2 separate regions of the Homo sapiens genome follow, and region 2 is linked to region 1. A link is a loop called in an ENCODE intact Hi-C map of the cell type or tissue named here. Cell type or tissue: Caco-2. All regions are shown on one strand. Each heading gives the region's core, and the rest is flanking DNA. Links, peaks and the distances in the headings are about the cores only.

Region 1 (9,745 bases), core at 1,870-6,869:
TGCCCGTGGTGGCCCAGGTTTCCGTTAGACTTTGTTGCCTCCAAGATAACCACAAGATTCACTTTAATGTGAAAGACAGTGGATAGGAAGCAAGAACCCTGCATGTTTCACTTTTGCTGAGGATGACAGCAGAGCTATTTGCTTTTCAGGGTCACAGCCTTTTGAACCTAATCTCTGTGTATAGATCCGGCCCAGACAGCAGCAGGGACTTGGCTAGAGAAGCTCCTAGGTGTGGTTGGACGGTCACTCCTTGGAGGGATGGTTTGCAGGCCTCTTTGCCTATCCTATGAGGCCCTTAATTTTTATTGAGAAAGTTCTTTGTCTCATTCAGCAAGAATGGGCTCTATTGAAACAGAATCACCTGTGTGATACATCTCTTAACTTTTTGCTTTTGAAATCTGTCCATGAGTGACCAATGACCAATTGCTCTTATCCTACCTACTGCCTAGTTTGGTCTATGTAAACTGCTTGTCTGCTTCTAATGTGATAACACTCAAACTGTTAGATCATGCTCTGAACTTGGGCATGGGCAGGGAGGAGCAGGTTGGCTCTCATGTTTCTGAGCAGGTGTTGTTTCTTGGCACTTTTACTAGCCTATTTCCACTTTCACAGATGGACTTAGAAAGTCTATGTGAGAATTAAAACATTCCCATTGAGCAGTTCAGGAAAACTGTAGTAATATGGTGAAAATGATATGACTTACTTCATAAAAATATCTTCTTGACATCGTATGTGACACAACAGGAGGTGAAGTAAATGCAATTCTAACAGTGTGCTTTCCTGGGTATTGTGAAGGGTCTGTGAATCCAATAATACTTCTTTCATTTCTCACAAATATTTTCCTCTTTTCTTATGTTTGGATTTTGTCATAACAAGAGCCATGGAAAAAAATATAGACAATATATTTGTACATTTTCCATTTTTAATAGTAAATTTTATTAAATTCTTAAACCAGTAAACTTATCTTAAGACTGAGCACTCAAGCAATAACCCAAGATCATAAAAGAAATTGATGTGGAAAAGATTTACTTTATATGAATTGAAACAACAGACAATTTTCAGACGCATGAATATCTGATGCTGCTTATCTATGGTAATATCTGAGTCTCATTACCCTTAAAATGAGGGTTTTGTATATAGCCCCACCATAATATGCTGTACTTCCCTTCAAATCAATAAAAAGATGCTGCTATATGGATTCTTTTGGATTGCATGTTATTCCTGTACCCTCACAAGTGATTTGCACTGCCAGTTAAAATGAAGCACACATTTGACCAAGATTGACAATGCACTGGAATTGCATATTGCATTAGCTTTAATTAAGTTATCAGAATCTATTACAGGGCTACGTATATGTCATTTCTTGAGACCAGCTTTGCAGAGAAAATCTCATTTACTAGTAAAATTGTTCTTTTGCTTAAAAGAATGAGCAATCTCCTTTCAAAAGAGACACAGTGGACAAAGCCATATAATGAGCTCAGCTACTTGTCTACCTAGTAAGAAATTTCTCACTCATCCTCTCCCTGCCTCCTAGAGGAGCGTGCTTTGAGGCTTACTTCCTATCACAGGGCAGTCACATAGCTAGGATGGCAGCAGCCCGCCACAGGGGACTGCACACAGTAGGCACAAAGACATATGGTTTCTGCTACCAAATTATAGGAAACACTAGGAGTCACACAGCAGCAAAGATACAATTTTAGAGATGTCATTCCAACCAGAGCCATATTAAGCTGTTGGATTCCAGGATGCTTGCAGTGAAATTGGTTGTCCTCTAAATGGTTTTGTCTAAAAATGAATTGCTTTGTTCTGGGTTCAGAAAGGCATGAGAGGGAGAGCCTGAGTTCCATACCCAACCGTTGCCACAGACTCCAGCTGCAAGTACAGGGGCTGGTAAAACAATAAAGTCGTCTTCTTTTATCACAACGCCAGATAGATTTTCTTTCTCTGGCTTCCAGACAAAATTCACTTATTATAATTATCTTCTGAGCTGGCAGTGACCACCATCTAAAACTTTATAAATGATCCAGTGAAACCCCGTTGAGCTGTCACTTATATCAAGCTGGGCAGGCAACTCTCTCCCTCACCACTGCAGCTCCAATGCACTCACGGAGGGAAGTACACATGTGATACATAACCACAGTGGGAAGGGAACTGCGGTAGAAACCAGCATATTGCAAAGCACACATGAAATTCCCCTTTGGCATATTTTATGAAACCTAAGTTGACATTTTCAAGCCCAGAGGAGGAGAGTTTTGCACCAAATACTGTGTAAAGAACAACTGGGAAGTTACCCACATAAGTGCTATTTGCAATCTATAATTTAATTATTCTGATGTATTATTAGCCATCTGCAATTCATGTCAACTTAAATACTTGTATTGAAAACCCTCTGACATCTACAATGCCATCTGAAATAATTTTTTCAGTGTTTCCAATAACATTTGTTCATTCATTCTGCCTAAATTTATCCATGTTTCCCTTTAACTCTTCTTTATTCTCTCTTTTAAAACCCTTATTAATGAAGAGGGATTTGATAGTACGCCTAGCCAAAGTAAAAAGTGTATATTTTTCCAACATGGTAGTTTTATGACATTAATTTTATATGTAGAATAATATGGGACATCTTGAGTTTATTTATACACATAATTTTTATATTCAGGCCATTGAAAATGAGCAAATTTTATATACTTCTTTCAAACCATGTATCAACTGTACATAAACTGCCTTATAAAATTAAGTTACTGAAATCAAGGCTTTACATAAAAACAAGGAGATCATGTCCTTTGCAGGAACATGGATGGAGCTGGAGGCCATTATCCTTAGCAAACTAACATAGGAACAGAAAAACAAATACTGAATGTTCTCATTGATAAGTGGGAGCTAAATGGTGAGAACACATGGACACAAAAAGGAGAACAACAAACACCAGGGTATACTTGAGGGTAAAGAACGGGAGGAGGGAGAGGATCAGAAAAAATAACTATTGAATACTAAGCTTAGTGCCCAGGTGATGAAATAATTTGTACACCAAACCCCTGTGACACAGTTTATCTATATAACAAACCTGCTCATATACCCCTAAACCTCAGAGTTTAGAAAAAAGAAATCAAGGCTTTAAATACTTCTGTCCTAATTTAGCTCTTACCTACATAGTTTTAAATTAAACAGGAAAAAGGTATAATATACATTTACTTTTCACAAATTGATATCAAATACATCTTTCGAATCTCATATGGTGCTTTCTAGACCATAGATCAGGAAACCTAATCTCAGTTGGGTTAAGTGACTTATTCAAGGTCTCACACAGCTAGTAGCTGGAGGATCCTGGATCTATCCTAGTGTATCTTAGCTATCGTCCGTAACTTATGCTTTTTCTCACCCTCCCCCCTGCCACCCCAAAGTGTGCTGCATCAACACTGGTTTGCCAACTATTCTTCAGATACATTAAGACAGACAAATCAAACACCCTGCCTATACATACATACACTGTCTTCTGGATTTTCTAACTGATGAGCCAGTAGCTGAAACTGACATACAGATCTTACAGTGTAGATATCTGTATTACGCAATGAAGGACAGAGGTAGAGAGAAGTGGGGAAAACAAAAAAAGCATCAGAGAGACCTGTATTCCTGACATCACAAACCTCAAGTCCTCAGGTGGAGGTTATAAAGGCAGGACCCAAATGCCTGTCAGCTGCAACACATACAGCAACCCAACTGTGCAGGCTGGAAAACAGCAGTGTCACAGTAGACACTGCAGTGAGAGGCAGCCCAGTAGAGCACACTGCACCAGACCAGCGGCTCTCAGCAGGTCTCTGAGTAGCATGGAATATCATCCTACGCCAATGAAAGATCATGGACATTGGCTTTGTGGTTGTAGTGAGGGGATGCCATACTAGGAGGCAGATAACAGTTTATGCGACAAGGAAAGCAGTGAGAACCGCATGATTTTCAGTGGATGCCAGCACGGAGGACTGGCCATGCTCCTGGCCCAAATATATGAATGTCCATGTCAGAGACACCACATGCACAAATACCAGAACCAGATATCCTCCCTGCCATCCAGAGGCTGTTTCTACATCCAGAACTAATTCCAGGGAGAAAGAAGGGAGACGAAATTCTGAATTAATATGCGGATAATGAACATGTTTCTTTTTGGCCATCAGGCAAAATAGAGGTACAAAATAGAGAATACAGTTGTTATAAATGAATAAAGTTTCAGCAGGTACCTTTGAGTACATGACCTGAAGCTTTATAACGTCTACACAAGATGAGTAGTAGTAGTTAATTTCTTTTTAGAAAAAAAAGAAGAGGGCATTTGTCCTCTGAATTTTAAATTAAAGATATTCCATTTCAAATATAAAGAATAAAAATTCTTGCTTCTTAAAGCAGCAATAATCCTTTAAGATCATTTTGCAAAATGCACTATTTCCATATCCCTTAACCAAAATCATAATTTCTTGTTTGAGGAGACATCTAGGTTTCTAACCAACTTTCTTCTATTTACCAGGTTTTAGGACATACCTCATTTCAGACTTGTAAGGCATGTGAAACTTTGTTTCGCAATGTTTCCAAAAAGAAGATCAATATCCTGATGTTGGGATGTGAGAACAGAGAGAGAGATTTGCCACTCCAATATTGCAACATGCCTCCCCCAGCCTTACAAAATAATATGTTTTAAAACTCCATAAGTGGAGATGGTGGGTTGGAAAAATATAACTCATCCATAGATAATATAATACAAAATATGACAGCGAAGCATAAGTCACGGTTCTTTACTTTTTCCTGCCAAAGTAAACTTTATAGATATTTTTATCAAAACAAAAATTGGAGTCAACCCGTGATTGCCATCTTGTGGAGAAGTCCAGCACTACCGTGTCAAAATATGTCCCTGAGGTATTGAAAAACGCCTCTGGAGATTCTTCAGGCACTCCTTCCATTATTTAATAATCTTTGCCGCAAATAAGCTCTGCCTTATAGCTGACCTAAATCCCTCGGGTTATCTCCTGTAGATAAGGGGAGAGCTGCCACCATTTATTGAGCTGTAATGCTTTGCATACTCAGTCAAGTTATCAAACCATGCCGGTGACTTTACTTCTCCAGGTTAAAAAGTTTCATATTATCTGACATTTCCACCTTACTACTGTGTTCCAGCTCTTGAGTTTCCAAACTGTTTAAAACTTGCTCTGCCTGTGTTTTATTTTTTTGGTCACAACTCTGTCTACTCCACTTTGTGAGGCATTTGACTCATTTCTGTGTTATTTGGGGAACACCCCTGAGACCTTCTGCGGGGGCAGTACTGGGTCTGAGGGTTTGGCAGCTTCGATCATCCCTGAAGGCATGCAGAGAGTCCTGTGGGGAGCCCTTACACCTTACACTCCAGCACCTCTGGGCAGTTGCCAAGGGAACCAAATCACGACATGGACATTCCAGAATTACACACATGCAATTAAATCTACCGAATAAGTTCACCAAACAAATATATAATGAAATAATTTTTAAAATTCCAAAACATTGGGCAACTTCCCTTTTTTTTGATCACTCCATTCTGTAATCTTGACTTTGCATTTTAGGAAAGAGTTGTGAAAGATGCTCTTTCTCCCTAACCCACATCCTCTACCACTGGTCATTCAGCAAATCCTATCAGCTCTACTTTCAAAATGAGTCAACTATGACCATTTCTCACCACTCTGACTACCCAGATCGAAGTTCAAGCCAACACCATCTCCTGTTTGGATTTTTGCAGTAGCCTTCTAGCTGATGTCCCTGGTTCTACTCATGCCTCCTGCAGTCTATTCTCAATACACAAGCTGGAGTGACCCTGCTGAGGCACAAGGCAAATCCTATTACTCCCTCCCTTGCTTAAAACCCTCCCACAGCTCCTGTCACTCAGAATAAATGCAACAGCCTTTGCTACGACTGATAAGGCCTTCAGAAAATTGACTCCCATTCTCTCTCTACCTCATCTCCTACACTCTTTCCCAAAGTCACTCTGCCCTCACCATACTGGCCTCCCTGCTGCTCCTCTCACACATCAAACAAACCTGCTCCGGCCTCAGGGCCTTTGCTCTTACTGCTCTCTCTGCATGGAAAAGCCTTTCCCACAATATCCTCATGACTTGCTCCTGCATGGTCTTCAGGTCCTTTCTCAAAAGTAATCTTCTCAGTAAGGCCTTCCTGGAAATCCTACCTAAAATACCATTTCTTCTCTCGTTTAATACCTTGTTTGCTGTATTTTTACTCCTTAGCATTTACATTCTACTAGCAAATATTTTGCTTCTTTTTCCTGTTTATTGTTCTTACAGTTTTTTATTGCTACCATAACAAATTACCACAAACTTAGCTGCTGAAAACAACACAAATCTATCAACTCACAGTTCTGTAGGTCAGAAGTCCAGCGGTCTTTGTTGCTTCTTTTGCTCCAATTCTCAGAAGGCTGAAAGCAAAGTGTCAGGCTGCAGGGCTTTTATCAAGAGTCTCTAGGAAGAATCCACATCCAAACTCATTTCAGTTGTTGGCCAAATTCAGTTCCATGTGATTATAAGACTCAGGCCTCCATCTCCTTTTTGCTTGTCAGTCAAAGTCTTTCTCAACTTCTAAAGGCTGCCTATATTCCTTGGCTCATGGCCGCCTTCAAAGCCATCAAGGGAAAGTCTAGCCTTTCTCAGGCTTTGAATCTCTTTGACTTCCCCTTTTGCCTCATCTCTCCTGCTTTCCTCTTCTGCTGCATCTCTTTGACTCCAGCTGAAGAAATTTCTCTGATTCTCAGGGCTCAAGTGGTTAGATTGGGCCCACCTGGGTAATTCAGGCCCCTCCCTCTATTTTGAAGTTCTTAAGCTTAACTACATCTGCAAAGTCCCTTCACAGCAGTACATAGATTCGTGTCTGATTGAATAGCCAGGAGATAGGAATCTTGGGTACCATTTTTAGAATTCTGCATTGTCAAACTAACTCCCATGTTGTAAGACTACCACAGTAGAATATAAATCCCATGAGGGTGGAAATATTTCAGTTTTGTGCAGTGCTATATCTCCAGCACCTAAAAATAGTGCCTGGGACAAAGTAGACAGAAAACAAATAAATGTTGGATGAATGCATCTAATCCAAGCTTTCTTAATATGAAGATGTGAACTCCGCAAAGTGATGTATAAAATATAAGTAGTGTGCAGACATGAGCACATTGTTTCCAATTCTTAAAATGACAATATCCCCCAGTTTTCCCAAGATAAATCTTGTTTGTGTCTGTTCTCTCAGTGTAATTATTCACCGGACCCCACTTAACCTCTCAAAGTGTCCAGGTTTGTAAGACAAATTACATAATTTTCCTAGATTCTCAAAGGTGTCCATTGTCCAACAAAAGTTTAAATTCTTCTGACCTCATCAAGCTTTTATGCAGGAATGTATTTGAACTTATACAAACAGATTTCTTTATTTTTTCATAAAATATACATCTTCTCCCTTGTAAACATATTTGAAGGACTTTTACAACTAAGACAAAACTCCAAGAAGTACATCCTGACCCTCAAAAGCAACCAATTTACCATCTAACCAAAATTTCACACCACCTCAAATCATAAGAAAAGGCAGTGGATATGAAACAAATATGCAGCACTGAGAATTTGGCCACACTATCTGAGATGTGATACTGTGTCCCATCTGTTCAATGAGATAACAGAGCATCTAGTATATCCTAAAATGTCTTAGAAAAACATGCACTAGGGAATTCTCAGTTTAGAAGATATTTGTAATAATAAGGCCTCAATCGTTTTTTCAAGCCTTGAATATTTAATATGGATGACAAGAAAAATACAGAATATTTTATAACTATGGTTTAAAGTACACACGGAAAATTCCTCAGTTGTCCACAAACCATTCCTTTATTTGTAATACAGTTAAATATTATGGAAGATTAACTTGATTGGGATATCCAATGGGCATTTCTTTTTGTTTTTCTTGTCTTTACTTTCTGGTTTTATAAAAATTTTGTGTTGTATCCATTGTCTCTAAGAGCAAAGAGTTTGATTATGGCCTTACTGCCTGATCCCCCACCCCATCTACAAATATAAGGGCAAAGGATGACCTCTGTTGAGAAAATTGACTACCTGTCTAAATGATTAAGGAGTTAAGGGACTCTGTATGGCTTTATAAATCTGCCTCTTCATCCCACCCTGGAAAAAATAAAAGCTTTATTCAGGGACTTTTTTTCATTTCTATTAAATAGAAATAGTTTCTAATTAGCTACTCAAAACAAGGAATCTGTGTATTATGTTGTATCTGTAAAATATGTATCTGATGATATTATAAATTCACTTTCAAGTTACATTAACAGAGAAAGGAATCTTAGGAAGAATTCAGAATGAAAGAGACATGCACCTTGCCTCCAGCACGGGATTTCTACAAGATTCTCTTTGCTTCTTGGCCCCACTGCCTATCTGAAATGGTCATTTTTACTAATCTGTGCCTGTAGAGATCCTTTTTCCCTTCATGGTCAGAATCGATTCACTCTCTACACTAGGGACCCCTGATGAACAAGTGTCCGTTTTGGGGGTTCTAAAGACAAAGCCTTAAGTGCCTCTAGCTGTAACTGATCAATCCCTAGGATTGAGAAAACAAACCATTTTGGAGAAGAAAAAGGAAAATCAAAAACAAAAACAAAATTATCTTCAAAGTGTGAATTTCAAGATGTAGGATCCTATATGGGTTAAATCCATACACGGACAAGATAGCTTTCCTGTATTCAGCAACAGGTCTAGAGGTCTGAAGGTAGCCTGAAGCAGCTTTAAAACACAAAAGAACTGACAAAAAATCATTCAGAAGGTTTTCATCTGTACCTCAATATATCTTCTTCAAATGTGACTACTGAAGGAATAATAACATCTCAAGCAGAAGCAAAATGCTGTCCACTTTGTAAACTGTGGGTGGTGTCTCTGCTACAAGATGAATTGCTAACCATTAAGCTCATTAGGAATGCATAACCCAAACCTGGCCCAACCCAATCTTCCTCTTCTTTCCTTTACTCTTGCCTTCACCTACCTTTGTTTTTTTTTTTGTTTTGTTTTGTTTTGTTTTTGTTATGCTGATAATATGCATATAACATAAAATTTACCATCTTAACTATTTTTCTATTATACTTTAAGTTCTGGGGTACATGTGCAGAACATGCAGTTTTGTTACATAGGTATACATGTGCCATGGTGGTTTGCAGTGTAAAGTCACATGGCATTAAGTACATCCACATTGTTGTGCTATCATTACCACCATCTATCCACAGCATTCTTGTCACCTTGCAAAACTAAAACTCTGTTCCCATTAAACAATTGCTCTCCATTCCCTCCCACCCACATTTACCTTTTTAATTAATTTATTTATTTAAAACTTCTAAGTATTCCTCAATTGGGAATAAAGTTGATGAATAAGAATATACCTCTAGTATCTATATCTTTTCCTACTGAAAAAAAATGGCCTTTTAAAATAAACTTAATCTACCATAATCTAAAATCATATCACTCAGAAATATTCTGTTTACCAATGGCAGAACCATAGCTGAATTTTTTAGGGAGAAAAATGGGGGAAAAACTGCCAACTGGAAGAAGGTTGGTATAATTCATGTAACTATAAAAAGGATAGGAAGAGATCTGAGGCTTAGAAACAACAGAAGGACAAATGTATTTAGGACAATATCTGTAAGGAGCTCCTGCCATTTCCAGTTTCTGCTTCTCTCCATGCATTTAGCTTTGTTTTCCTC
Region 2 (9,745 bases), core at 1,688-6,687, 86 kb before region 1:
TCTATGTTAGTGTATTTCCATTTGAATCTTTTCACAGGTAACCTATTTAGATTTTTCATCTTAATATACCAAGAATTTTACATATTTGCACAACCACTTTCTGCTATGAAAGTGACCTGTCTACCAGAATCTCTCTTAAAGGAGTCTACTAATACTTGCCCCACGTTAAGAAGTTTCATTTTTCCCTTTTTTCTCTGGGTTTCAGTTAAAGTTGATTTCATTTGTCTGTAAAATATGTTTAGTTCTCTTTCCTCTCCCTACACATGTATTCCAAACAACAGTGTTATTCATAGTGGCTTGAATAGATGTTAATTTCCAACATTTTTTATACATTAAGTTTTATTCAATTTGAGTTTCTTTTTCCAGTTACTATAATATCTAAATTATAGGACAACATTTTACTTTAGAACTTAATTTCATCTTAATTATGTGTAATTGGTAGTCTGGTAATACTATCTTATTCATGGTTAATATAAACATATAAAGAAAAATACAGTTTATCTGATTAAGCAATGAGAAATACAGATGAAAATTTAGAAGAATAAGGATAAATATGTCCATTACCATACATTCTGAGCTCTGCACATTTAAGCAGATACAACACTGATTAAAGTCCAGGGTGTTTTCTGACTCTCTACTACTCTATGATCAATATGCTTGTCTTTCAATGTTTTTAAAGAACACATCTTGGGATATGCTTGTCTAGTTATGTTAGAGATGGTCAGCACTTGATACCTTCATCTGTATGCAGGCATTAATGCTCCATTTATCAGAAATGACAGAAAATAAAGTTTGTCAACTAAATTCTTAAGCATGTTTCCGGATCACTGCTCTTAAGTCACTTAGGCACAAATATGTTTTTAAGGTTTTCTACAAATATTTAATTGAAAATTTTCCATTGAACACTATCATATATTGAAAAAAGGACTTGATCTCATTGGGAACAATTATTGAACTGTGGCAAAGTATAACACCTTCAGAAGTCCTCGAGGTATATATAGATATTTGCTGCTATACTGTATTAGCCCAAATTAATATGGTAATGTCTCTTATGTAAATTATGTATCATGAGTCTACATAGAAGAACTTGTCTGATTTTCCAAAATTTGTTGTGTCTAGTTCCTCTGTTGATATCTACTGCTTTTCCCTACCGACATTGTGTTTTGCTGATAAATCTATTTCCTTAGTTTATACAAAATAACTTGGGTCATGGCATGAAGGTATTCTAAAATACTTGAACTTAGTATTATACATTTGCTGCTCAGGTATTTATTTCATTTATCCCTTGGTTTATTCCATACTCTAAATTTTAATGTTACTGATGAAAAAAAGTAGGATTTTAAAGTATTTTTATTAAAAAATGTATATTACAAGATCTTCAGTATACACTATTATTAATCATTTTATAAAGGCATTGTGCAAGCAAATCTATGTTATAGACACAGTTATAAGGACTTTTACTGCACACTATGAATGAATGCAGGAAAGAAGGGGGAGAAGGGCTAGATCCCATGCTATTACCAACACAATTAACATATTCCAGCAAGTTTCCTCCTCTTCTCTCCACTGCATCAAACATTTTTTCTTTCTACTTGATCATTCCCTTGCACATACACTGTTATTTCTCCTATCTTAAAAATATTTCTCTTAACCCAACTACCACCAGTAGCACTCCCCCATTTCTTAGTCTCTCCATGGAGCAAAACACCTCAAAAATTGTCGGCACTCAATGTCTCCAGTTCCATTTGCTTCCTTTTTCCATGCTTCAACCTGGCTTTTGCCATCTACCTCTCCACTAAAACTGCTCTTTGTAAAGTTATTCAATGATCTCCATGTTGCTAACTCTAATAGTCAGTTCTCAGTTCTCATGTTATTCCACACAACAACAAATTTGATAAATGTGATCTCTTCCTTCTTTACACACTTTCTTAACTTGGGTTAAAAAACGTCTCCCACATTGATCCTCACCAGTTTCCTTCACTTGTTTTATTTCATCCCCACAAACCTCATAATTTTGGAATACTGCAGGACCTAGATTTTGATCTTTTCTTCTCATTTTATACTCACTCCATTAGAGAGGTCACTTACTCCCCTGGTCTTAAACACTATTTCTATGAGGATAACTCTCACCTTTGTATCTCTGGTCCAGACACTTCTCCATATTCCACTGTCATATATCCAGCTGTCTACTCAACATATCCTCTTAAAAGTCTAACTGACTTCTCAAACCAAATATATCCAAAACTGAATTTTTACATGTCTACCTATCACCTGCTTCCCCCCCCCACCATCCCTATCACAGTTTATGGCAATGCCAACCATTAAGATGCCCAGGCCAGAAGCCTTACAGTCATCTTCCCACAGCCCACAGCCAATCTGTCAGGAAAGTTGTTGTCTTTGGTGGTATTGTTGTATCTTGAAAATATAGCCAGAAAATAAGCAAGCAATCAGAAAAAAAACTGCCAAAAACTAAAACTAATTTTGAAAAGAATGATAAAAACGTTAAAGCCTTAGGAAGACTAGATGATAAAAGAGAAGACCCAAATTACCATCCTTAGGAGTGAACTGGTACACATCTTCAGACATTAAAATAAGATATTATGTGTGACTTTATGTCGAAATTAAATTAATTGAGCAACTAAGTAAAATAATTCCTTGAAAAACATCTTATCAAAGCTAAGAGGAAGAAATTGAAAATCTATCAAAAACCTTTCTTAAAAAGACATTACAAAAATTATAAGCTAACATCTCTCATAAACATAATTTCAAAAATCTAAAAACTTTAGCTATACTTTCTATTTTGTGTGAATGCTCTTGCCAATGCTATTAGTCAAGATAAAGTTGTAAAGGACTGGAAAGGAAGAGGCAACCATATCATTATTCGCATACAACATGATTATGTCTATAAACAAACTAGTAGAAATAGTAAGTAAACTTTGCAAAGACACTTGATAAAAAGTCATTATGAAAAATGCTCTTTTATATAACAAAGATAGATAATGTTTTATAAAAATTCTTTATATGTCTCAAAATCATCATATACCTAGGAATGAATTAATGAAACATTGTAAGCTTTATACAATAAAAGCTAAAGAATTTGAGAGAAATTAAAGATGACCTAAAAAAATGCAAGCATATATCATGCTCATGGACACTGTAAAGATACCAATTTTTCCCAAATCAGTCTTCAGGTTCAACGTAATTTCAATCAAAATGCAAGCAATTTTTCTGTGGAAATTTACATAGAAATGCAAAGAGCAAAGAATAGCCTGGAAGATCTTTAGGAAAGAGAGAGAAGCCAAATGCTTAAACAACCAGAAAAGTGTATTCATTGTAAACTGAAAAAATGAGGTATTTGTGTAGGTATAAAATAATGGACCGGTGGACCAGAATAAAGAACCTAGAAACAGACCTAAACATATCATCTGGTTCATGACAAATGTGACAAAACAGTACTGTTTGGAAAAAATAACATTTTTAATAAATGGTGTTGCATGTAGGAGAAAAGAGAAAGGTTTGCTAGATCCCACGCCATCTTACCAACACAAGAACATACTCCAGCAACTTTCCCCTCTCTCAGTTAGATATCCATCAAAGAAAACGATGAACCTTGACCCTTACTTCAGTCCAGAAGCAAAAATTCAATTCCAGATAGACTGTTAACTAAATACAACAGTTAAAACAATACATATATTAGAAGAAAACATAATATTTTTATGACCTTGAGGTAGGCAAACATTTATTTCTGTTTTGTTTTTTTAGAGTTTTAGAGACAAGGTCTCGCTCTGTCACCCAGGCTGAAGGACAGTGGCTCACTGCAGCCTCAAACTCCCAGTCTCAAGCTATTCTCTCACCTCAGCCTCCTGAGTAGCTAGGATGACAGGCACATACCATCACACCTAGCTGATTTTTTATTTCCTTTTTGATACAGAGTCTTGCTCTGTCTTGCTCTGTCAGGCTGGAGTGCAGCAGCACGATCTCAGCTCACTGCAAGCTCTGCCTCCTGGGTTCACGCCATTCTCCTGCCTCAGCCTCCTGAGCAGCTGGGACTACAGGTGCCCGCCACCACGCCTGGCTAATTTTTTGTATTTTTAGTAGAGATGGGGTTTCACTGTGTTAGCCAGGATGGTCTCGATCTCCTGACCTCATGATCCACCCACCTTGGCCTCCCAAAGTGCTGGGATTACAGGCGTGAGCCACCATGCCCAGCCACACCTAGCTGATTTTTAAAAAAAATTTTGTGGAGATGGGGGTCTCACTATGTTGCTCAAACCTGGCCTCCAGAAATCCTCCATCTTTAGCCTCCCAAAGCACAGGGATTACAGGCATGAGCTGCCATGCCTGGCCCAACAAAGATTTCTTAAACAGGACAAGAAAACTCTAACCATAATTAGACTACTTAAAAATTAAGAACTCTTAAAATCATAGCATTAAAAGAGTGAAAAACCAAGGCACAGAGTGGGAGATGTTTGCAATAAACATATATGACAAAGGATTATTAGCTTTCTTTTGCTACCAAAATAAATCACCAAAAACTTAACAGTTTAACAACAGACATTTATTATCTTACAGCCCTGCAGGTCAGGACAAGATTCATTCATGAGTCTCACTGTGCTAAAATCAAGGTGTTAGCAAGGCTGCATTTCTTTCTGGGGCCTCGAAGTGCGGTGGAATTCATTTTGTTGCTCATCAGGTGGTTGGCAAATTCAGTTGCTTGCAGTTGTAGGATCAAAGTCCCTATTACTATGCTGGCTGTCAACTGAGACCATTCCGAGTTTCTAAATGCTGCCATATTTCTTGACTCATGGACCCTTCCTCTATCTTCAAAGCCAGCAACGGTGAGTCAAGCACTTCTCACATCACGTCTCTCTGGGGCCCTCTTCTGCATTCTTCTTCTACTCTGAAGGATTCATGATTAGATTGAGCCCCTAGATAACCTCCATCTCAAGGCCCTTAACCTTAATCCAATCTTCAAAGTCTGTTCTCAAGGTCCTTAACCTTAATCCAGTCTTCAAAGTCTATTCTCAAGGTCCTTAACCTTAATCCAGTCTTCAAAGTCTATTCTCAAGGTCCTTAACCTTAATCCAGTCTTCAAAGTCTATTTTGTCATGTGAGGTAACATATTTACAGGTACCAGGGATTTGAATCTGAATATTTTTGGAGGCCCTTAACCTGCATACCACAGATTCGTATCTAGAATATAAATATAACTTCTATAAATAAACATAGCAAAGATGCACACCTAAACTGCTCTATTTTTCCTATCATTATCTTCTAACATACTATATATTTTACACATTAATTCTTTGGCTTTATGTTTCTCTCCTCAGCGTAAGCTATCCTTTCCATAAAAGCAGAGATCTTATATTTCAATGACCTTATGCATAATATGAGTTGAGTGAATGAAGTAAATAAATTCATCAAACAGTACAGCCTGAGATGTGTCTCTCTGTTTAATGATTATTAGAGCTCTCAGAGATAAACGATAGGCTTTACCTCAAATACTATGTTCACAGCTAGCTCTTTATCAAAGAAAACAGACCAGAATTCCTAACTGGGTAGGTTCTCTATTATTCAGTTAAAAAAAATACCTGGCCAAAGATAAGTAAGAAAAGAATAACTTAGTCTTTGTTCTTCCAGAAAAAGGTTAACATAGCAGGCCTGACAGCTCTCTTTAGAAGGGCCTGCTTAGGAGGTTGGCCATTGACTAGCATCTGGGAAGCTGAGTTTCAGGTGTGTTCTCACGATTCCCTAACTGCTAAGCATATTTAATGTATCTGGACTATGTGTGCAAACAATGAGGTTTATGTTGAATGCTCGCTTTTCTTCTGGGATTCTAGAAGTTTGGCATGTAGAGGGTGTCTATGTGACCACTGGGAAGTAAAAATTCTGAGGCTTGAATGTCTAATGAGCTTTCCTAATAAACAACATTTCACGTGTATTGTGATAATCTGATGCTAGAAGAATTAAGCATGTCCTGTGTGACTCCATGGGGTGAGGACTCTTGGATGCTTACACTGGTTTTGTCTGGACTTTGCCCCATGTAGTCTTTTTCCTTTGCAGTTCTGTCTCTTTTTGCCATAATAAATCTTAACCATTGAGTATAACCATATGCTAAGTCCTGTGGGCCATCCTAATAAATCACCAGACCTCAGGACGGTCTTGAGGACCCCGACACACTTATCATACATACATGAGGTAGTAGAAAGTTTGTAACATACTCTTCAAATTTTACATAGTAGCTCAGAAAATAAATATTCAGGTTGGAATGGAATACAGATACTGCAATTCATGGACTACTCCTTCATTAGAGAGATGCTGCAGTGACTAGGACAGAACTTGGGCATTTAGAATGGAAAGAATGTAAACTCAGTATGAATGCCTAACTATCTGTAACTTTTTAAAATAATCTTTATGTGGGTTTTGCTGGTAAATCTGTTTTAGTTTATATAAAAGAACTAAATTTTATAGAATAACTTAATCCCAGCCGGGCACAGTGGCTCACACCTATAATCCCCGTACTTTGGGAGTTCAAGGCAGGCATTTTATGAGGTCAGGCAATTGAGACCATCCTGGCTAACAAGGTGAAACCCTGTCTCTACTAAAAATCCAAAAAATTAGCCGGGTGTGGTGGCATACATCTGTAGTCCCAGCTACTCGGGAGGCTGACACAGGAGAATCACTTGGCCCCGGGAGGTGGAGGTTGCAGTGAGCCAAGATTGAGCCACCGCACTCCAGCCTGGATGACAGAGCGAGCCTCCACCTAAAAAAAAAAAAAAAGAAAAGAAAATTTAATGTAATTAAGGTGTTCTAAAATACCTGAGCTGCTTCTGATTATCTGTACTAGTGTCCACAGAGATCAGGAGTATGCTATGCATATTGGAGTTGCTCAGGAAGGATCTGAGACAAAGTGAAGTACGACAGCCAAGTCTATAGGAGAAAATAGCTATACAACAATGGCTGAGAGTGACCATGCAGAAATATGACACTGTTGCTACCAGGATGCTTGAATCTTCAGGAGGAGTCAGAAAATGAGGAAGATAAGAATTGAAAAACTATTAGGAACTATGCTCAGTTCCTAGGCGACAGGATCAATCATACCCCAAATCTCAGCATCCCACAATATACCCAGGTAACAAACTTGCACATGTACCCCCTGAATCTAAAATCAAAGTTGGAATTATATTTTTTTAAAAGACAAGCATATTCTTAAGTCTTCCAATGTTTAAATCTTGGCAACAAACTGAAAGAATTTTTCAAGTGGCCAAAAAAAACTATTCTAGAAATAAATCAGACAAAAGTAAAGAAAAAATTTTTAAAAGAACAAACAAAACCTCTGAGAAATACAGGATTATATAAAGAGATCAAATCTACAATTCACTGACATCCCTGAAAGAGACAGGGAAAAAGCAAGAAACTTAAACAACATATTTCAGGATATCATCCATGAAAGCTTCTCCAGCCTCACTAGTGAGGCCAACATTCAAATTCAGGAAATGCTGAGAACCCCTGTGAGACACTACACAAGAAAATCATCCCCAAAATATACAATCATCAGATTTTCCAAGGTCAACATGAAAGAAAAAATGTTACAGGAAGCTAGAGAGAAGAGTTAGGACATCTACAAAGGGAACCCCATCAGGCTAACAGGAGACCTTTCAGCAGAAACCCTATAACCCAAAAGAGATTGGGGACTATATTCAGTATTCTTAAAGGAAAGAATATCCAGCCAAGAATTTTATATTCAGCCAAACTAAGCTTCACAAGTGAAGGAGAAATAAGACCCTTTTCAGACAAACAAATGCTTAGGGAATTTGTCACCATCAGACCTGCCTCACAGGAGGTCCTGAAGGGAGTGCTAAATATGGAAAGGAAAGACAATTATTGGTCACTGCAAAAACACACTTAAGGACATAGACCATTGACATTATAAAGCAACCCCACAAACAAGCCTGCAAAATAACCGGCTTACAACAGGATAACAGGATCAAATTAACACATATGAATACTAACCTTGAATGTAAATGGGCTAAATGCCCCAATTAAAACACACGGAGTGCCAGACTGGAGAAAGAAGCAAGATCCAATGGCATGTTGTCTTCAAGAGATTCATCTCATATGTAATAACACCCATAGGCTCAATGTACAAGGTGGGAGAAAAATCTACCAAGCAAAGAACAATTGCTATTCTAATTTCAGACAAAATATACTTTAAACCAACAAAGATCAAAAAAGACAAACAAGGGCCTTAGAAAATGGTAAAAGGTACAACTCAACAAGAAGACCTAACGCTCCTAAAGGTATATGCACCCAACACATGAGCACTCAACTTCATAAAGTGAGTTCTCAGAGACCTAGTAAGAGACTTAGATAACCACACAATAATAATGGGAGATTTCAACATTACAGTGACAGTATTAGGCAGATAATTGAGGCAGAAAATTAAAGATATTTAGGACCTGAACTCAACATTAGACCAAATGAACCTAATAGACACCTATAGAACTCCCCACCCAAAAACAATACAATCTTCTCATTGCCACATGGCACATACTCTAAAATCAACCATGCTGTTGGACATACAACAGTCCTCAGCAAATTCAACAAAATCAAAATCATACCAACCACACTCTTGGACCACAGCACAATAAAAATAGAAATCAATACAAAGAAAATAGCTCAAAACCATACAATTACCTGGAAATTAACCTATTCCTGAGTGACTTTTGCATAAGTAATGTAATTAAGGCAGAAATCAAGAAATGCCTTGAAACTAAAGAGAATAAAGATACAAAATGCCAGAACCTCTAAGATACAATTAAGTCAGTGTTAAGAGGGAAGTTTGTAGCACTATGTGTCCACATCAGAAAGTTAGAATGATCTCAAATTAACAACCTAACATAACAACTAGAGGAATAAGAAAAACCAACCCCAAAGCTAGCAGAAGATGAGAAATAACCAAAATCAGAGCAGAATTTAAGGAAACGGCGGTGCAAAAAGCTGTACAAAAGATCAATGAATCTAGAAATAGGTTATTTGAAAAAAATTGTTAGTCTAGTTTGCAGTCTAACTTACTAAAGAAAAAAAGACAGAAGATCCAAGTAAACCCAGTTAGAAATGACAAAGGGTACATTATCATTGACCCTACAGAAATACTAAAAACCTTCAGAGACTACTATGAACACCTCTGTGCATACAAACTAGAAAATATAGAAGAAACAGATAAATTCTTCGACACATACAACCTCCCAAGACTGAACCAGGAAGAAACTGAATCCCTGAACAGACCAATAATGAGTTCTGAAATTTAATCAGTAGTAAAAAGCCTTCCAAGAAGTAAAACCACTCAGATTCACAGCTGAATTCTACCAGATACATGAAAAAAAAAAAAAAAAAAGCTGCTTCCATTCCTATTGAAACTACTCCAAAACCTTAAGGAGGGGAGATCATCTATAATTCATTCTATGAGGCCAGCATCAGCTTCATACCAAAATCTGGCAGAGACACAAGAAAAAAAAAAAAGAAAAGAAAACTTCAGGCCAATATTCTTGATGAATATTGATGTAAAAATCCTCAACACAATACTAGCAAATCGAATCTAGCAGCACATCAAAAAGCTAATTCACCTTGACCAAGTAGGCCATATCCTTTTCCCTAGGATGCAAGGTTGGTTGCACATACACAAATAAATAAATGTGATTGATCACATAAACAAAACTAAAACAAAAAAACCACCCATGACCAT

What was found. Hi-C counts contacts between places; a loop is a spot of excess contacts. Peaks named below come from ENCODE experiments on the same cell type or tissue, not always from the same donor. Only the 100,000 strongest peaks of a DNase experiment are listed, where the experiment ranks them.
Region 2: it touches region 1 in a loop (12-fold over the local background); 2 of 110 quality-filtered maps call a loop at or near these places.

The regions. Positions count from the first base shown.
Region 1 is chr6:104,320,936-104,330,680 of GRCh38, forward strand. No RefSeq gene overlaps it. Among named protein-coding and RNA genes, the nearest start is that of HACE1, 530 kb to the right of the region's middle. In Caco-2, for the core only: a CTCF peak has its summit at 4,847 (motif pointing left); no DNase peak of the experiment used is centred there.
Region 2 is chr6:104,235,368-104,245,112 of GRCh38, forward strand. No RefSeq gene overlaps it. Among named protein-coding and RNA genes, the nearest start is that of HACE1, 620 kb to the right of the region's middle. In Caco-2, for the core only: no CTCF peak of the experiment used is centred there; DNase peaks (open chromatin) are centred at 4,784 and 5,704.